Linked DNA regions of Mus musculus: region 1 is linked to region 2. The links are chromatin loops, found by intact Hi-C in ENCODE. Cell type or tissue: gastrocnemius. All regions are shown on one strand.

Region 1 (8,000 bases), 440 kb before region 2:
TATTTTCATTGTATTTTCTCATCTCGACTGGAAACTTGCTCAAGTAAGGCGAGTATTTTACACTGGGCATGCTCATAGACGATGTACACAACATAATGTTTTGATTAAACTAACATAAACTTAGACTCAACTTTTAGTATGAGGTTCTGAGGACTGGTACAAGGTTCTAACATTACAGACATTCCCCACCTAAATTCCATATGAAGGTAAAGAAAGTCAAGGAATGTTCTGCTTGCCTGCCTCCCAAGCTCCCATACCGAACATATTCGCCTAACATAAATGTTGTGCCACTTCCGAACTGTAGCAGGCATAGCCATTTCCCTTTCACCTTGTTGCCAAAGTACTAAGTCTGTTCAAGGGCTGAAGGGTAGGCCTGTTCTGTCTGAATGGCACAGAATAATTCTATCCTAACTCTGAATAAATCCTAACACCTAAGATAAACATGTCAGTTCTATTGCAGATGCAGGCAACTGAGGCAGGCCCCGTGATGGCCAATGAAACATGAGGTTAAGTCTATAGGAGAGGTTTCTGGAAAAGATTTCTTAAAAGACAGGGTTAAAAAAAAAAGGTCTTTTCGTCTACTGGATACTGTTTGTGGTGTCTCAAAGCTGTCAGAAGGATCTGCTAGAAGACAAAGCAGGAACTCTGATATGCAGATTTCTAGCGATCCTGCTATGGGCTTCTTGACTTAAGAACAAATGCTCACAGGCCTTTAAGCCCAGCACCTGGGAGGCAGAGGCAGGCAGAGGTGAAGGTCATTTTGGTCTATATCACGACTTCCAGCCCAGTCATTAGTACAGTGTCTCAGAGGCTCCCTCATAAAAATACATAAAAATGCATGCTTCTTGTTTGGAAAGCTCTGGAGGAAGATAAGGTGTATTTATTCAAGAATGACAACCATGAAGCTGCCTGTGGGAATCTGTTGCCTGTGGGTCTATGCTCACAGATCCTGTGGTGAATCTGACTGTTGGTTGAACACAGGAAACAGGGCTAACTGGGGATAACCTACTCATTCCAGATAACAGATCAAGGCCATATAAGATACAAAGCAATCTCCACAGCAGGAGTGCTGGTTTGCTGTTTCCTTTTCTTTTGACTTTGAATGTTTATAATCTAGAGCTTTTCCTCTCACCCTGTCTCTGTTCTTTCATGGTGTGGGTGTTCTCGTAAACAACGGAAGTAGAGACAAGCACACTAGACAGAGAAGCAGGAGATGTGCCTTTATAAATACTCTAATTTGGTGTTTCAACAGCATCACGTGCAAAAGGTTCTCTAGGACTGCTGAATTCAAAGGAGGCTCACCACCATACAATCAGCAGTCTACATTTTGATTAGTTACCTGAGTTACAGGAAAGAGTATCATCAGCTAAGCCTCACCAATGGAGGAGGCCTCAGACTTGACGTAACCATTCTCAGTTTCACCCATGCCTTCTTAGAGGCTGAGCTCCCAGCTCCTCTCCCATGATTAGTAAGTACAGTAAAGGCAGACAAGTCATATAACAAAGTGTAAAAACGGGCTGTGGCAAAAATTATGCTGAGAATTTTGGTAAAACAGTGCCAAGATAGTGAGCAGGGCTAAGTTCCATCATTCTCTCTGTAACTTCAGCCCCGTTACACAACTCTAAGTCAATGGGTCTTTCATCATCTTGCCTATGTGGGCAACAGCTGCTTAGCATTTACTAGACAGCTGAAGCCATGATGTCTGAAAAAGTGGCACAGACTGCTACTAGCCTGAAGCAGCTGCTGCAGCTCAACATGTCCACCCTGGAATGTGGCTGACACAAAGCACAGGTGACAGCAAAAGCTGTGACTTTAAGAAGCCCAGCATAAGGCTGGATGTAACTGAGGCCAGACTGGGAACGCAGAGCTGCTGCTGAGGCTGACTGGTGAGGCAGGGATGTAGTGAGCCAGTTCACTTGTCCAGTAACACCTCTTTTTCAAAACATTTTTCTCCAGCAAGTCCAACCCCTCCAAAGTTGCTTAGAAAAATATGGGTAACGTTTTAAGATTATTGTTTGAAAGATATTTTCACATTATTTTACTTAATCCTAATAAATATTATCACTTATAATTATAGTATCTCAAAAAATTCATCCCATAGGATAGTTCTAGAACTTATCAAAATTAATGTTAAGAATCAGGAGAAAGGGCCGGGTGGTGGTGGTGCACGCCTTTAATCTTAGCACTTGGGAGGCAGAGGCAGGCAGATTTCTGAGTTCGAGGCCAGCCTGGCCTACAAATTGAGTTCCAGGACAGCCAGAGTCACACAGAGAAACCCTGTCTCAAACAAAACAAAACAAAACAAAAATCAGGAGAAAGGAAAACAAAGTGAACCACTTAAGCAGCCCCGCCAATGCTGCTCACCCAGCATTATCATCCCCTGGTAAGTTTTCATATAAAAAAGGTGAAAAGCCTAGTAGTCAAAGGCTTTTGTTTGTTTTTAGTCAGGGTTTATCAGTGTAGACCTGGCTGTCTTGGAACCAGGATTAGCCTCGAACTCAAGAGATCTGTCTGCCTCTGCCTGGGATTAAAGGCATGTGTCACCACCATCCAGCTACAATTGTTATTGGAAACCATCACATTATTTAAAAACCTAGGAAGATACACATAAATAATTCAATATTTCTTCAACGTATAGCAAAGTCAGAATATTTTCATAATTTAAATAGGATTTAATTGAAATTTTGTTGACTCAGAGACTCCAAGTAGAAGATTTACACATATTATGAATAACAGAGAAACCCACCTGTGAGAGGTGAAGGAGATCCCACTGGTGTTGATGGGTTTGATGGAAAACTACTGCTTGTGTGGTCAGGGGAATAAATCTAACCAGAAAATAAGAGATATATATGCATCAGAATATAATAGCAGCAAAACCACAAACCTGTTCATGGCGCTGTTCTGTGATCTCAGCCATACTACCCAAGGCTCACAGTGACAACCCTTTCATCAAACCGTACACTGTTTTGTAATTAGAGACCTAAGGAGCTTCAGTTTTTAAACTAGGACAAAAAAATTACATAATTTCAAATGTGAAAGGAATAACAGGTATCTATCCCCCCCCCCCCAATTTTAATTTGAATTGTCATTTTTTTTCCTTTTTTCTTTTTGAGACAGGGACTCAAATAATACATGCTGTCCTCAGGCTTGTTATGTGGCCAAACACAGTTGTTTTTGTTTGGTTTTGTTTGTTTCTTTTTTTTAATTCATGAGTACACTGTCGCTCTCTTCAGACACACCAGAAGAGGGCACCAGATCCCATTGTGAGCCACCATGTGGTTGCTGGGAACTGAACTCAGGGCCTCTGGAAGAGCAATCAGTGCTCTTAACCAATGAGCCATCTCTCCAGCCCTATTTCTTTATTTTTGTTTTTTTGATTTTTGTTGTTGTTATTGTTTTTTAAAAGACAAAGATACCTAATTTTTTAAATTATTGTGGTTGGAAAGTTTCTAATTATCAGCAGAAAATCAAGATGTGAGGTTGAATATGGCTGCACCTCTGCAAGCACCAACACTTGGGAGGCAGAGGGAGAAGGATCACAAGTTCAAAGCCAGCCTGGGCTAAACAGCAAGCTATAAGCTATAAGCCATAGAGTTGTCCCCACACCTGTGACTAGTACTTGGAAGGCAGAGGTGAGACTGTAACTTTAAGGCCAATCTGGGCTACATATTCAGTGCCAGGTTTGCTCATACTGAGGTGAGTCTTTACCTCAAAATAAAACAATCTATTATAAAGATAAAATACCTGAAAAGTAGACCATATTTAAAGAATGTATTATCGAAGTAATATAAAAACAATAATCTCACAAAAATATTTTTAAAAAGGTGGGGTCTTTTAGGTTGTTTTGTTCTATGTTAGTAATTAGGATCCTGATAGGCTCAGAGAGACCTTGAATTTGTGATCCTTTTGACCTAGCCTGCAAGTTCTGGAGTTGTAGATATGGCCTGACAAGCCTGGCCTTTACACATTAAGTCTGGCAAAGTACTGCACAACTTAAATCTTAGTACTTGGGAGGCAGAGGCAGGTGGATCTCTGTGATTTCAAGGCCAGTATGGTCTGTATATCAAATTCCAGGACAGCCAAGGCTACCAATGGAGACCCTGTTTTAAACGATCCCACCTCCTCCAGTACACAGGCCCCACCCTTGCGCCCCCAAAAAACCACAAACAAAAAGCATACCCCAAACTTAAAACCACCAAACAAAAAGTCTTTGAAAAGATGGGCAGTGGTAGCACAGGCTTTTAATTCCAGAACTTGGGAGGCAGAGGCAGATGAATCTTTGAGTTTGAGGCCAGCCTGGACTACAGAGTTAATCAAGTTCCGGATAGGGCAGCCAGGAAACCGTCTGGAAGTGAGGTAGAGAGGAGGATTGGAGAGAATGGGAGGGGAGGGGAGTGGGTATGGGTGTTTGTGTACCTTTGAAAAAAGTTTTCTAAGTTCTCCTTTCTAAAAAGCTAACCAAAGAAAACATAATAGTTACCCCTTCGTCCTTTAAAAAGTTACTTGTCTGTTTTAGCCCCAAGAAATGTATATTGTGAAAATTAAGCTTTCTCTCAAAGGACACTAAAACTTTTACAAACATGTCTCAACATCTTTATAGTTGTCAATCACTGTTTCTTATCTTCAGGAATCAAATGTACCTTTTATGAGCAACTAGTGCTCATTCATTAAGTATATAATACAGCATTGATGAGGGAGGTGCAGATAAGTGAGAAAACAGTCACAAAACCAACCACACTCACGGATTAGTCTGCACTGCCTGCCTGCCATTACTCCTCACTGTGAGAATCAACTGTGAAAGCGTTGGGGAATCACCCTCCATGGCAGCCTGCCCTCTTTGTGCTTGTGTCTCCTACTCTCAAAGACTTGCCTAGTCACTACTGTGCTAATAATGACTTGCAATGGTAGAAATGAAGAGCCTGTGCTAGGAATTTCTACTGGAATGAGTTCTAGGCCTCAGGCTTACCTATGTCCCATCGCTCCTACTCTCCAGTTCCCTTAAAGGTTTCAGAGTCCTCAGTCCCCTTTTCTTCTCTAGTTACTAGCAGTTTAAGCCTGGTTATGACCTTCCTATGTTTACAGACCCTGGTGAATGACTCCTGAACCGACTCTCACTGTCCCCTGCCTCACACTGGCTGCTGGCTTCATCACTTGACAGGCTGAGTAGGTCACATCTCAACTCTGAGTCACTACTCTGCTTTCTTTCCTCTTCTCTTCTTTATTTTGGCTGTGCTCCCCCTTTTCTTTGCCCCCCCTTTCTCTCTCTACACACCAGTATTCACAATTCTCAGTTTCTGGGATAAATATGCATCATTTTCACACTGTTTTAAATCTGTGTATGCATGTGTGTGGAGGCCAGAGGACAATCTCAGGCGTTGTTCCCTAGGAGTTGTCCACCCTATTTTTGAGACAGGATCTCTCACTGGCCTGACTCTCTAGCTGGCCAAGCCCTGGGCATCCATTTGTTTGTTTTCCCGGTGTTGGGACTTTAATAAGTGATAAACTGCATGTGAAATTTGCTATAATAATTATCAGTAAAAAGATTCTTTAAATAACAGATTTTTACCTTAGTATTTAGTTAATGGGGATCAAAAAACAGAAACAAGAAAATGAAAGAGCTTGTTATAGACTTCACTCCAAATCTACAAAATGGCATAAACTTTGAGAACAATTATGTCTTGAGGTTCTATGATTGCTGAGAATTAATGTTAATGTTCTAGGCTATGTGTATCTCACACTTAGGTAGGCACAGGCTTTCTAGGGCGTGAATGGACTGCCAATTCTTCAGCTCTGCCCTTCCAATGAAGCAATCCCTAAGTATGTCAAATGCTGGTTAGAGTTCCTTTATGTGGAAGAAAGCAGAGTTTATACTTCTTACTCTCATAAAGAGAGGACATATGTGGGAGGAAGAGTGGCAGAGCAATACCGGTACACAGAAGCCTTTCTGATGGCAGATCACTTCACCAGCCTGTATCTCTGCAGGCTCATTCCATCACCAAAACAACTGAATCACATTATTTCATAAAAATCGTGATTTCTTTAGAAATCCTAAATATCAGACTTTTTTGGCAAAGACCATTCTAAATGAAGATTTTTCTCTCTATTTTCTGGTGTTTAAGGAAGAAAAATTAGTGTTTATTGAATATTGGTGTTTAAGGAAGAAAAAAGTCACGTTAAAAACGGAGGTGGTAGTGGCTAGAGTTTGGGGCAGGAACAAAGTCAGAGCTCATTTTACATGCAGCCCACAGGCACTCATAGTTAAATGGCCAATGATGAATAACTCCCAGTACCTTCTGCCAGACTTAAACGGTAATATTCCTCATTTTACTGCAACAAATGAGGCTCCTCCTCCTATCAGTCATGGTCTATTCCAATCAGTAGGGTGCCAATAAAGCCAGAGGCTAATGAAAGGAGCTTCAGACAAACAGAAACAATGGAGAGCTCCAGGCCCAACCCTGGAAGGCAGAGTCCAAGGTTTTAAACACTGAAGCTTTTGGACATTTCAGTTAATCTTTATTATGCTAATGTTATTGAGTCTAAGGAACAAAGAAACTTATTTCATGAATTACTTCTAAACATCAACTTCCCTGGATTTTCTTTTCTTTTGTTAGGGACTACTGACCATTTAACTATCTAGATTAAAACGCACACATTCTCCCTCTCTTCTTCCCTCCCTGGCTCATAGAAATCAAAACATAAATTATCACAAAGAAGTCTGATATAATCAACAAAGTTAAACAGTCTTCTCGTTTGATCTCTTCTAAATTAAAGACTGAATGTTTTGATATGGTATTAGGCCCTGAAATAAACCAGATGTTTCTTCCTGCATATAACTCTCCATGGGCACAGTCTTAAAGGGTGATTGTCTGGCAAATGTTCAGGGACACACAGATTTTTCCTTTCCTTCTATCTACCCACGTCTATTATCTAAACTAGTGCACAATCCATAGGGCTTTGGGGACTTTGTGTAAATACCTTCATGTACAATTCTCTTTCTTGCTATCCTGAGATTAAGACCACAATTATCCAGGCTTAAACCTAAAATAAAAGAACCTTTGCAAACGCATTATCTGGCCTTACATGTTTAATCACGCAGCATTCTGCGTGTTCTTTAAAACCTAAACTGAAGAACAAAGGTTGTACCCTCTGGTGTTTCACACATGAAAGACCTTCTAAAGCAACTAGGGAACTAGAATTAACTTCTAATGACAACAGTGGTATTTTCCCATCAAAAATAGATGCTATTATTATATTAGAGACACCACATTCTAACCATTTGTAATACTTAACATAAAATTCTGATATGCATTCAGATTCGCACATGTAATCCTCCCTAAGTTTCTTTCTCTCATTTCTCCTAATTCTTCCAATTACTGTTTTTGTTTTTTAGTATATTTTAAAAACTAAACATTATTAATGTGAATGTGAGTCTGTAAGGAAAGCTGAAGAAACAATGCTGTTGGAGAAGTAGGGGGAGGCTGAAGGGACAGGAAGTGTGCACATGAGGGTCTGCAGTGATGGACCAGATGGAATGTATCACTCTCAACTATGACAGAAATGATTTATGGAATGACCTGGCTGTTCCCGCTTAGTAACAACACAGGATGACAGAGATGAGTTTCCATGACAACCAAAGCCCACCCACTAGCTAGATTAAACATTTCTTCCTGGCCTCCACTCATAGTAAATCTGGACTTTTTTCTCCAAATGCCATCCTAGTTTCTCTAGCATGCTGTTCATAATATGGAAGGAAAATCAAGGATGCCAGAGTAACTAAAGGAAGCTTGAAAGACCACTGAGAACATTACAAAGTTCTGTGTGTTTATACCATAGTTTTTTTACATATATTTTTCTCAGAAAAACAAAATAACTCCCAAATGGAGGTTTTATTTTTAAAATTTCCTTAATATTAGTAGTCAAATGCTACTTGTTCCTTTACATGTGCATGAACTATCTGCTGTTGGATCTTCTAAGATGAGCAGGCTCAACATGGCATGACA
Region 2 (8,000 bases):
CTCAAGAGGTAGAGAGGCAGGCATATCTCTGGAGTTCATGGCCATCCTGGTCTATAGAATGAGTTCCAGGACACTCAGAGCTGCACTGAGAAACTGTCTTGAAGGGGAAAAAAAGAAAGAAATTTAAAGGATTTATACGTGTTTGGAACAGATTATTGTGCATGTGTGCATATATGTATTAAAACTAGAATATACTTCAGCATCTGAAGATAATTGGTTTTAGGACTTCAGAATATCTTCAATTTTGTTGTTGTTTTTTTCAAGCCACACTGAGAATTTCTTGCATAGAAAGATAATTTCACAAATTGATTAAATAAATGCAGTCCCTAATAGTGTTTATGCTATTTCCTTATACTCTCTAAATTTTTAACATTTAGTTCCTTAGTTTTGTTTGAGACAGGGTCTTACTATGTAGCTTTGCCTTGCTGGCTTGGAACTGGTTAGATAGACCAGGTTGGCCTCAGATTCACAGATCTTTCTGCCTGTCTCTGCCTCATAAACACTGGGACTAATGGTGTGTGCCACCACGCCCAGCAATGATTTCTATCATTGACATAGCATAGTTCAATTATGTCATATATTTTAGTTCCCACATATTTAGACTTAACTGTTTATGAGTAGTATTTTTATAATATTTCTAAAATCTTTCCCCCACTGTTTAAACCATTTTAGGTTTGAATGAAACTTCATTTTTATCAAAACGTCCTTCTGGTTCTGACATAAGCAGTGTTAACCCAAAAAAGCCTAAACCCAGTGAAAATACTTCTGGAATAGATGCCTCTTCTGTAATCTCTTCAGAAAAGTCCCCATCAGTGATATCTCTCCAAGTGGTGCCATCGCAAGGTAAAAACACTAGCCTACAAAAAAGAAATTCTGTAGTATTTAAAGATAAGTTTTGCAAATGGTTACAAATTAAGAAACTAATAGTGGTTATTTAAGTTAAAAAGTGCTAAATTTGGGGGCTGGAGAGATGGATTATTGGCTAAGAACACTTAAAACTTTTTCAGAGAACCTGTGTTTGATTCCTAGCACCCACAGAGAGTGGCTCTCAACCAACAGCTAAGTCCAGCTCAGGGGACCTGACATTCTCCTCTGGCACCCATGGGCACCAATACAAATGTTATATTTTGCATACATGTGTGTGCACCTAGTAATAAATAATTAAAAATAATTTGTAAAAAGCAACAAGCAAAAAACCCTGAAAATGATGCATTTTATTTCATAGTTGATCTGAATTTATTTTAGGTGCAAATTGTTCATCAAGTCAATCTAAAAATGGAACAACTTTTCCAAGAGCATGTCCCAAGTGTGATATTCACTTCAATCTTTTGGATCCTCTAAAAAATCACATGACGGTAAATCTTTTCCAAAATCTAATTTTGAAAGCTTGAAAATCCTTAAAAATAGTAATGACTGATATATAGTAAATAAGTAAGTTAGGAATGAAATCTTCTCATACTAGGTATATCCATAGACCTTAGGTAAAAATTTATATTCAAAATCACTCTACGTAAAATTCCTTAGTTCATATATTTACAATATATGTTTATTGTATTCTGATTTTAAACACAATAATATTGATTAAATCATATTCCTATTTGTAAAACGTTTTACTGTGATTTCAATCTTTTTATAACTTAAAATTCTATAGCTTATATATGCAAATATGTATTCCACATTAGATAATGAAAATAAATCATACATATTGTCAGTATTCAGACATTAACTTCAAATGTTCATGCTTTTCATGTAAAATAATTGTTTTGATAAATCCAGAATAGTTTGCATAAGCATACATTTGTGTAAAGTTTTTATTGAGGTAGGAAGCTTTTTGATTTAGATTTGAAGAAAATTTCAAAGTATGTGTGAAGTATGAAGTTTAGGTAACACTTTTCTTCAAATATTAGCTTTTATTGTGCTTTCCTGTGCCTTTATAGAAATGTTCTGTAATCTCCTTGTTCCTACTACCAATGACAGGAAGGAGGCAGGGGAGATAAAAACAGCACTGCGTATAGAGTACAAAAGGATTAAGAAGCAATGAGGTAGTACAGGAAGAGTCCTTGCTGTTTCAGAAACTTACAATTTTTAATTCATCATTTTTAAAAACAAATAAAAGCAGAATGAGCCGGGCGTGGTGGCGCACGCCTTTGATCCCAGCATTCGGGAGGCAGAGGCAGGCGGATTTCTGAGTTCGAGGCCAGCCTGGTCTACAGAGTGAGTTCCAGGACAGCCAGGGCTACACAGAGAAACCCTGTCTCGAAAAACCAAAAAAAAAAAAAAAGCAGAACGAACTGACTGGCAGTTGATGGAGAAAGGTAGACATTCTTTTCAGTGATATAGTTACTGGTCAAGTTGCCCATACTCCTGTAAATAACCCTTCACTCGTAAAAGTAATCCTAGTCAAACTTATTGAAAAAAAAATGGAGAAAGACAGCTGAAGACAGGAGGAAGACTTCCTGGGAGCAGGGAAGTAGGAACAGGGACAAGAAGGGGTAATGAGGGTTGAGTATGATCAAAATATATCATCTATGGGGGTGAAGATGGCATCGGGAAACCCATTCTTATGAAGAGCTATAGACAAATAAGATAGAAAAATAACTTAAAAATTATAAACACATCTTTATTCAGAATTGCGTTTGATTTATAGTACTTCCAGCTCCCACAGTGTAGCATTAAGGACTGAACTCTGTGCTTTGATCATACAGGAAAATTATCTTGTCCAACTGATTTCACCTTCTTTGTAATGTTTGATAAGACTTATGACACTATTTGTTTGATATTAGAGACAGAGAGAAAAAAAGAAGTACATTAGTTATTCTTACTCATCTTTTTGACTAAGTAATAAAATCATGTGACTCAAGCCTACACAGGGACGCAACTGAGGAGGCTGGCCCGACTCATACCTGTCTAGTTTATAAGGTGGCTCTCAAAAAGAATAACTTCATATTAGTTTGCTTTATATACTCTAGGTTTGTTTTATTGTTGTTGTGTGTATGTGCGTGTATGTGTGTGTGCGTTTACAGATAAATGTGAATGTTCTTATTTTCCCTCTATTTCAAGTACAAATTGTATCATACTGTGTTATCTTCTTGGCCTAATTAACTATCTTTTCCTGTGATAAAAACATTATAACCAAAGAGGTGTAGAAAGAAAAGAAATGTTTTATGTCAGCTTACAGTCAGTCCATCATGAAGTAAAATCAGTGCAGGAACTCAAGGGAGGAACCTGGAGGCAGGAACTAAAGCAGAGACCATGAAAAGAAATGCTGCTTCCTGGTTTGCCTCCCATGGCTTGCTCAGCTGGCTTTTTAAAAAACATTAACCAAAACATTTCTGTATTTGAAGAAATTGGAGACCTCCATCCTAAAAGGTTTTTACAAATATTTAAAAAGCATTATTTATGATTACTTTTATTGGAAATTATAAAGGTTATCATGTAACATTCAAATATTAGAATACTATAGCATTTCATAAAAGCAACATAATTCATATTTTATGAATGTATATATTTTGTTCTCCTATATATTCCTTGTTTCATAGTGGATATATACATCATCAAATCTAGGAAGGGTAAGTTCAAAGTCTTGGGGCAATTTTTCAGTCACAGAAAGGCAAATACTACATGATCTAAAAAAACATCTCAGAAGGTGAAGTAGTTTACTTGAGGCTAAGGAGGTTAAGGAAGATGTGGAGAGGTTAACAGTTAGTACTGAATTATAGATAGGAGGTAGGTTCCTTATATTCTATAGGAGCACAACACTATAGGATGAATATAATCAAAAGAACACATTGTATATCAAAAAAAGGAAAGGCTTTTTGAATGTACTAATAAAGGATAAAACTTAAGATAATGGATATAATAATTACTGATTTTTGATCATTACCCAATGTAAACATGAGTCACATCATGTTAAACTTCATTTTTATGAAAATGCAAATTCTCAGCTCCACTCCCCCAAAAGATTTAGGAGCCTGAGAGATAGTTAAGTGGCTAAAGCACTTGATTTCTCTTTCAGAAGACCTGGATCTTGTTCCTGCCACTTACATGGCTGCTCATAGCTGTGTGTAACTCCAGTTCCAGGGGTAGCCTTACACTCTAATCTGGCCTCCAGGGAACTACTACACACATGTGCACATACATAAATATAGGCAACACACACACATGAAATAAAAATACATTTTTAATAAGAATTTAAATTACAGGAACTTAAACTAGATTGATAAGAATGAAGTATAGACGGTGTCTGATAACTTGTCAGACAGACTACAGACCACAATACTGAAATATTCACTAGGTACAAATGGCTATCTCATAAAATTAAGACTGAAGTGAAGGATTACAGAACAGACCTTAGAGCCAAAATGGTTATATGTCCCAACAAAGTTTTTCAGTTGATTTTGAGTCCTATGTAGTTGTGCCCTGTGTAGCTTATTATCTTTATATAAAACCTAATTCAGGGGGCTGGTGAGATGACTCAGCGGTTAAGAGCACTGACTGCTCTTCCTGAGTTCAAATCCCAGCAACCACATGGTGGCTCACAACCATCTATAATGAGATCTGACGCCCTCTTCTGGGGTGTCTGAAGCCAACTACAGTGTACTTACATATAATAAATAAACAAGTTTGTTTAAAACCTAATTCTAAACTTAGTCCTTGTTTCTCAAGTTGTACTTTTTGCATTTTGAATGTTTCAGGATATTTTGACTTTCCTCAAAAGCAATTCCTTACTCTGTTTACTGTACTTGGTTTTTATTGACCATTTGTTCTTTATCTGTTTTTATTAAGGATCTAAATCTAAAATATTATTGAAGAGGTATTATGAACAAGAATTTTGTGCTACTTTTAAAACTCTGATCCTGTCTTTTTTGTGTATGAAAGAAAATAAAACAGTAATTAGTTGCTCATTTGTTATGTATATAATTTATGAGCATCTTTGTGAAACCATTATCTTTTATAAATAGTAAAGTAGAAATTTACACCTTACTCTTCCATGGGTCATTTTATAGCTTCAGAAAAGAATCACATACCAAGAATCACATGGAGTGGCTTCTCCTGAAAGCCAGATCTAACATTTAGGGTATACCATCAATAGTGACCATTATTAATTGGAAGACTGAATTAAAGAATTTTTAAATTCTAATTTTCCTGAGACTTTTGTCATTCCCCCCACCCCCTTAGGAGGGTTTTAAATAAGGTTAGTACTTTGTTAATATAATAACCATTATTATACATACTTCATACATATACTTTAAGTAATTTCTTTCTTCTGGTCTCCCTCTTAACACTTTAATCCAGGGCCATTTGCTTGCTGGGCCAGTGCTCTACCACTGAATTGCAGCCACAGCTCCTGAGTGATTTTCCATAGTGTAGTATAGTAGCTTATTCCACACAATGCCTCATTTCCTTAAAATTAAAAGTAGCATTATTTCTATTAGTCTTATAAAAAGTCTTTAGAAATAGCTTGATTTTTTTTTTTTTTAATTTTGAATTCATAGATGTTACATGTACCTCATGAAAAATCCAGAAATAAGGCTGGGCCTTTTATCCAAAGACTCAGGCAAAAGTCTGAGTTCAAGGGCAGATTTAGCAAATCAGCTCTGTCTCTAAGAAAGAAAATACAGAAACATAAGTAACAAAGCCTTTTCTTACCTCTCTTTTATTTAATTTATTTATTTATTTATTTATTTATTTATTATTTTTATTTTGGTTGTGGTTCTATTCTACCCAAGGGGAAAAGATCATCTTATTAGGATACTAATATACTTACTTTTTTTTCTCTTTTCTTTCCTTCAAGACAAGACTTCACTATGTAGCCATGGCTGACCTGGAACTTACTGTGTAGACCAGGCTGGCCTTAAACTCATAGGGATCCAAGTGGCTCTGCTCTCTGCCTCTCTGCCTCTCCGTGCTGAGATTAAAGATGTGAGCCACTATTCTCAGCAAATACACTTATTGGTGCAACCTCAACTTGTAAATATAAGTTAGTTCCTCTCTTGTGAATCAGTTTTATTCAGTATTTTTCCTACTTCATAGATATATTTTAAATGTGGTTTTGTTTTGTTGTTGTTGTTGTTGTTGTTTGGTTGGCTGGTTGGTTGTTTTTGTTTTTGCATTTGTGGATTTAGAAATTGAAAAGATAATTCTGGCGATCAGTTCCTTTCAAAAGTATTTGAATCTCTAGAACCCATATTTTAAAAGGTCCATGTGGTGGTTCATGCCTGTTGATCCAAGCTAGCTGGATGGTTCTTGAGGAATGACACTAAGGTTCATTCTCTTCTAATGTTGTTGTCCAGACATGGTAAATAACTTTTTTGGGATTGACTAAAGCATGTCATCTGGCCTCCATATATGTATACATGTGCATGTACATGTGCTCATACCCATATGTACACACCTGCATTTACATAAATGTGCATATGCATATGTACAAGCACATACACAGTAACACACACAATGTAAAGATAAAACTGACAGTGAAATGAAGTAGCTGTACTATTATAACCTTGCAGAAGATGTTGTAGATCACAGGCTGAGCTCCTCACATTATACTGAGTGTTTCATGAATGATAATGATCCAAAGAGTCACATGTGGCAGAAGAGGAAGTGGATGTTATAATCATAGCATGGAATAATTGTGTTCCATTACAAATCCTGATTTAGCACACTAAAGCGCTTATGTTATGAAAGAATTTCCTGTGTTTCTTGTTTTAAGCCTTCACTTGTAAAAATTGCAGTTTAGGTGGTCTGAAGCAGTGCTAGGAATTACCATTTAATGAATTATTACAGATTTTCTAATACAGGTTTTTTTTTTAGGTTTGCCCTCAAAGAAAAACTCATTTAAAAAATTCTACAACTAAACATTATGTATAATAAATAAAATTAGCTATATCTTGATTTTAGAAAGCTCGTATGGAAAGTTTCATATCGCAATCAGCTTTTGTGACTTTACTTTTATTACTGAGAAGTAATTGTCTTCTTCAAATATTTTTAGCATTCAGGATTCCACGATATACTAGCTGCATTTGTCTCCATGTCCCAATAATTTTTTAGTTCTATGAATCTAGAGCATGGCAGTTTTAGCTGTGTAAAAATCTAGTTTTAACCAACTTAGGAAGTTTTCATTTACCTGATACATCAAAGGATGTAACATTCACCTGCTGTACTGTTGACATGGTAATGAAATGAATGATTTTTGGTTACGATACAAATGACTATTAAACATGTATCTAAGCAGGTAAATTGCATGGGAAAAGTTTAAATAGTCAAATCCTAGTCTTAAGGCTTTTTTCATCTCTTTTTAAATTTTTGTTTTGTTAAGATAATGTTTATGGGCTGGCGAGATGGCTCAGCTGTTAAAGGTGCTTGCCGCCAAACCTGACGACTTGAGTTCAATCCCTGGAACCCACGTGGTGGAAGGAAAGAGCCGACGTCCGCAGGTTGTCCTCTGACCTCCACAAGTGCACTATGGCATTCACACCCATACAGAACACATACACTAAACAGATAAATAGTCTACTTTTAAAAAGTCTACTTTTCTAAACTTGTTAGAATATCCACCATAGGCTTTCACTATTCTTCCAGATATCTTATCAAGCATAGTTATACATGGTTTGGCCGTAGTTGAAAACATAATTGTTTTTGCTGTTATTTTGTAATAAATAAGCCATTTTTTTCATTCTCTTTTAGTATTGTTGTCCAGACATGATAAATAACTTTTTGGGATTGACTAAAGCAGACAATTTAAATTCAGCAAATGAAGCTAAGACTCTTGAATCAGAGAAAGGAAAATTGATAATGTTAGTTAATGACTTTTATTACGGAAAACATGAAGGAGACGTCCTGGAAGAACAGAAGACTCATACAACCTTTAAGTGCTTCAGTTGCTTAAAAGTTCTCAAAAATAATATTAGGTATGTAAATATATATTTTTATTTCAATGAAAGTGGGAATACCAGAGATGTAACCACTGTTGTCTTTCTCATGCACTCTTGTCATTCTAG

Evidence for each region. Peaks named below come from ENCODE experiments on the same cell type or tissue, not always from the same donor. Only the 100,000 strongest peaks of a DNase experiment are listed, where the experiment ranks them.
Region 1: a loop joins it to region 2, with 2.0 times the contacts of the local background. A loop is called at or near these places in 2 of 42 quality-filtered maps.

What each region holds. Positions count from the first base shown.
Region 1 is chr9:71,873,243-71,881,242 of GRCm38, forward strand. Tcf12 (transcription factor 12) reads right to left here. Exons shown (of 21, transcript NM_011544.3): 13 at 2,747-2,825. Among named protein-coding and RNA genes, the nearest start is that of Cgnl1, 110 kb to the left of the region's middle. In gastrocnemius, a CTCF peak has its summit at 3,241 (motif pointing right); no DNase peak of the experiment used is centred here.
Region 2 is chr9:72,311,406-72,319,405 of GRCm38, forward strand. It overlaps Zfp280d (zinc finger protein 280D), which reads left to right. Exons shown (of 22, transcript NM_146224.5): 8 at 673-843; 9 at 1,246-1,355; 10 at 7,687-7,910. Among named protein-coding and RNA genes, the nearest start is that of Zfp280d, 41 kb to the left of the region's middle. In gastrocnemius, no CTCF peak of the experiment used is centred here; no DNase peak of the experiment used is centred here.